Regions from separate parts of the Homo sapiens genome. Here region 2 is linked to region 1. A link is an interaction called in ENCODE POLR2A ChIA-PET data of the cell type or tissue named here. Cell type or tissue: Panc1. All regions are shown on one strand.

Region 1 (2,500 bases):
TGTAGAAACTCTACATTTCCTGGGTGTTGTTAGTAAACCAGTGTGTGAATGTCATTTAGTCCAGCTAGGGAACCTTCTGTTTGGGGATTTCCCTGGGTTATGTTATCTCAGAGCCCAACATAACTTTTGAGACTCTGATCGGAACTGCAAACGCCATCTTGGAACAATCCTGGAAGTGTTCTAGATGTCTGGGATCCTTCTGTTCTGACACTAACGAGGGAGGGATGAGCTCCCTGGAATATCTGCAAACCCATCCCTGCTGGTTTAGGTGAGAAAGAGGATCTACCTTTTCTTCTCAAAGACAGGGATTAAGAGCCAGGAGGTACAAAGGGCAGGTGGGTGGGCAGCAATGATAGAATAGGCTAGTTATTTGAACTGGGATCAAGAAAAGGAAGGATGTAAATAGTAAGCCTGCTCCAAGTGGGAAGCAATCAAATTGATAATTTGATAATAAGCTGGAGACTATGACCTGGAGACAAGTTGGGGAACATTTAAAGAGCAGGTGGAAGAAGGTTGACAGTCTTTTGAAGCGGTTTGCATTTTTTGGTTTTTAGATGACAAGCTACAGAAAATTCAATCTCAGCTCTGCCACTAATCAGTTATGTGAGTATGGACAAATTGCCTCAGTTAATTTCCTCATTGACAAAATGAGGCATTTTAACTGGAAGATTTTTCCAGCTATAACACCTTCAGGGAATCTAGAAAAAGAAGAAAAGGACTGACATATATGTGAAAGGAATAAGTCTACATGAGGAGGAATCCCCTTCAGAAAGCATTGGAACAAGTACTGAGGAAGATTTTCAATCTCTAAAGCTTTAAAAACATGATAGATCCCTATCATTCTTCAACAAATATTAACTGAACTACATGCCAGGCATTGTAGACAGAGCAGTCAGCGAACAACAGCAGCATGCCCCTGTGGGGCTTACAGGATTGTTTGAGTTTGATCAAATGGTTCTAGATGATTTCACTAAGTAAGAGTTGCAAGCACATCCAGCTTCATTATTCAGTCATTTCTGATGAAGAGTGGGATCAATTTTGCCAGAAATGGAGACATTGGATTGCTAAGACAATTTGCAGGCTGGGATTATACCAGATAACTTCTCTGATCTTCAGTTTCTTCATCTACAAAATAAAAGTGTGAACCAGACCATCCCTAAAGTTCCATTCAGCTCCAAAATTCCAATTCGGCTGCCCAGCAGTTCTTTGGTGCTTTAGCTCAGCAACTCCATCTAGTGTCTCTGTGAAATGAACTTAGAAAACATCCAGTGTACTAACTATTGACTAAAATGAGAGGCCACAAAAGAGACTGGACATAACTAAAGGCAGGGCTCGGAATCAAGATATATGGGTAAGGGGTTGATGGGTTATAAGTCATATTTAACATGATGTTTACAATGTGTCAGGTGCTGTTCTAAGTGGTTAGCATACATTTAATTCTCACAACAAACCTATGATCGAGGAACTAAAAACAGCCGTACTTTACAGATGAGGGAACGGCCCAAAAAGGCAAAGTAACCTGCCTAGTAATTGGCATAACTAGAATGGAAGCCTAGGTAGTGTGTTACAAAGTCCATCCTCTTAGGCAATATCCTTTCCTGCCTCTAGCTAAGAGTTATGGAACACTTACCATGTGCCCAGCAGTGTTCTAGGTTTTTCATATTGTAATCTTCTCAACAGAAATATGTTGTAGGTACTAAAATCACAATTTTGCATGGGAGTAGACTCAGGCCCAGAGAGATAATGTAATTTATCTAAGTACACTATAGCCGATAAGCGTCTTGGAGCCTAGATTGGAACTTCGGTATTCAGCCAGGGTGAAAGAAGCATCCAGGCTGTTGCCATGTCCCAATAATTTTTTCTCCCACTTTCCTAAATGTCACTGATCATGATTCTTGGTACATAAAGGGAAGATGCAAGGAGCAAGTGCTAGACAGTTTCTTTCTTTTTTCTTTTTTTTTAGTGGATTATCTGCAGAGCCAACTCTTGAATATTCAGAAGTTAATTCAATTAATGGATAAGACAGGCTTAAGTGCATGTTCTTGGTCTCTCCAGCTTCTCATTTTCGATCACTTTTGCCAGGTAAATAATGAAGACTTTAAGTGCCACAGGAAGTCTAAAAACTCTCCTTTAGGGATCCTACATCATGGTTTCAACGATCACTTTCATGTAAATGCCTCTGAAAGCTACATCTCTACACCTCACTACTCGAATTGCCTGAGAAACACATCTGCTTTCCTGTTTCATTATCTTCTGAAACTCAACATTCAGTATTCATTTAGCAAATGCTTGTAAAACCTTACCATGTAGGAAGAACATTTGGAAACCCCTTAGACCCTTAGAACAGTGCTTGGCACAGTGAACTACTGTCTTTACCTTCAGGCTGTGTAGAGTCTAGTGGGGGAGATTAGTAAACAGTCACAACACAAGGTGATAAATGCCATGATGGGCTATGCATGACATGCTTTGGTAGTATGCAGTGACATTTCATCCAGTCTTC
Region 2 (2,500 bases), 130 kb before region 1:
AGGAGTTTGAGACCACCTGGCCAACATGGTGAAACCCCGTCTCTACCAGAAGTACAAAAATTAGCCAGGCGTCGTGGTGGGCGCCTGTAGCCCCAGCTACTCAGGAGGCTGAGGCAGGAGAATCGCTTGAACCTGGGAGGCAGAGGTTGCAGTGAGCCAAGATCACACCACTGCACTGCAGCCTGGGCAAAAGTGCTCAAAAAAATAAAAATAAAAATAAAATAAAATAAAAATAAAAAGGGGGGGCTGGGCTGAGAGTAGGGAGAGGAAAGTGCCTACGGTACAAAATATATAAGGAGGGACTCACTGTCAAGGCCAGGCAATAAGCCAAAATGTGAGGCAAGAGCCTGCTGTTCTCACTTCACCTCCAGTCCAGCAGGAACTGCACTTAACAGCAGGCAAATAACACAGCAGGCTGATTTCTGCACTCCCAAGGTCTGTCCTGTACTAAGCCTCAGCACTTACATCTTACTCTTCACTATCTCTGTGTCCCTTCAAAGAACCACAAGGCCTATCTACATGTGCTGGATCAAACAGGGATCTGGGGCATGTGCTGATTCCCTGTTTGATACATGTGCTAGTACCAAACAAGGAACTGGGGAGCCCAGCAGAAAGAAAGGGTCATCAACAAGCATACAACTGGGATACTTGCCAAAGTTTTGAAACTATGAAGGTGGAAAAGAGGGGCATTCCAGGAAGTTTCCAAAACTCTGTTCTTTATAAAGTTGGCTTTGTGTTTAAAAGTAGTTTCTAATTTAAGCATGTGTATTCACAATTTCAATGAAAATGTTATTTTAATCATTTTTTTCTAATTATTGCTATTTAACTGAATCAATGTTATTACTCATGAACAATGAAAAGCAATAGTATACTATGTGATTAAAACGTTAGTTTTAATAAGTCAGTTCATGCAAAAATGACTACAGAATAGGGTTTCATCCTCACAATGCAAAAGTATTCCTTCACTACTTTTGGTCCTCTTTCAGGAGTATCTTCAATACTAGCAGTTAGAAGCAACCACAAGAAATTTCACCTTACAGGTTAGAATGAACAACAAAAACCTACCTGATAGCCTCCATGCATTAAATGAGATAATTTGTTCTAGGATACACACAAACACATCACCACACCCAAAAGTGTTTACAATGGATCATAAGTGTAGTTCCTTCCTCTTTTGTGACTCACCCTTTTCCAGGATGTCAAAACAGTTCAACAGCAGGAATGTAATTAGATATGAGCAATTAGAAAACTTGCTGATCTATTTTCTCAATGTGCATACAAAAAAAGTTCTGATTAATACAGCCTAACTTACAGAACTCCCTGCAATACGGTTCTTTCATTAAGGCTAAATTACTTAACATGGTTATAAGTAATAATAGGCACAAATCCTTTCACATCTTCATTTTAAAGGCCATACATAACATAAGCAACTTGAAACCCATCTTTCCAACTGCCACTTCTACTACCTCCACACATCATCTATTTTCAAAAGCTATTTCCTCAGCAAACTAGTCAACTGGTGAGTGTCAAGGAATGTAGGATTTTTAGTTTATTACCTACAGGTTTTAAATAACATTTATCTTACTGACATATTTAGTAATTACATAAAATTAAGGAAAACACACAAGTTTTTCACATCTAACACTTGACAGCAAGAGTCTTTTAGGTATATGAATTTGCATGTTCCCAGTAATAAATTCCCAAATAAAATTAAGTTCTTAGTTTTATATAAATATGTTTATTATAAGTTGCATTAATATATTTTAATTATAAAAAGGAGTATCATAACCAAAAAATGAAAAATAAAAAACATTTCATAATTCTACCATAACTCCATAACTATGATCTTTGTATATCCCCTGCAGGTCTTTTCCCATGTGAATGTTTCATATGACTATTATCAGGTTGTACCTATAATTTTTATTTTGTTTTTTTCACTCATGAGATTTCCATTTCTTCCATAGCATTTATTCACATGGTTGCCAAGTGGCCTTGCATATCAATTTTCTATTGCCATATAACAAACCACTACCAACTTAGAGGCTAAAAAACAACATTTATTTAAAATTTTTCAGTTCTGTAGGTCAGAAGTTTAGGTGGAGCTGACTGGGTTCTCTGCTTGGGGTCTGATCTCTCAAGGCCAAAATCAAGGTGCCAGCCAGGCTGGGTTCTTGTCTGGAAAAGAATCTGCTTACAGGCTCGTTTGGTTGTTGGCAGAATTCAGTTCCCTTAAGGTATAGGACTGAGGTCCCCGTTTCTGATGGGTTGTTAACCACAAGCCTCTCTTAGCTCAAGACCTCTCACATTTCTTCTCACATGGCCCCGTCCATCTTCAAGCCAGCAACAGGAAAAGTCCTTCTCATCTTTCAAATTGCTCTGACTTGCAGTTCTGCTTTGAGCCAGAGAAAACTTTATGTTTTTAAAACAGCTCATGTAATTAGAATAGGCACACCTAGGTCTCCTTTTTAAACTAAAGTCAAATGATTAGTAACTTAATTAC

Evidence for each region. Peaks named below come from ENCODE experiments on the same cell type or tissue, not always from the same donor. Only the 100,000 strongest peaks of a DNase experiment are listed, where the experiment ranks them.
Region 2: POLR2A ChIA-PET joins it to region 1 with 11 read pairs; 1 of 35 experiments calls an interaction of 5 or more read pairs at or near these places.

The regions. Positions count from the first base shown.
Region 1 is chr15:70,874,003-70,876,502 of GRCh38, forward strand. It overlaps a transcript of LRRC49 not described here. Among named protein-coding and RNA genes, the nearest start is that of THAP10, 17 kb to the right of the region's middle. RefSeq lists enhancers at 2,078-2,137, 2,148-2,347. In Panc1, CTCF peaks have their summits at 1,235 and 1,438; no DNase peak of the experiment used is centred here; H3K27ac peaks cover 2,374 bases.
Region 2 is chr15:70,740,830-70,743,329 of GRCh38, forward strand. All of the region lies in intron 1 of UACA (uveal autoantigen with coiled-coil domains and ankyrin repeats), which reads right to left. Among named protein-coding and RNA genes, the nearest start is that of UACA, 21 kb to the right of the region's middle. In Panc1, no CTCF peak of the experiment used is centred here; DNase peaks (open chromatin) are centred at 490 and 1,202; H3K4me3 peaks cover 519 bases; H3K27ac peaks cover 2,292 bases.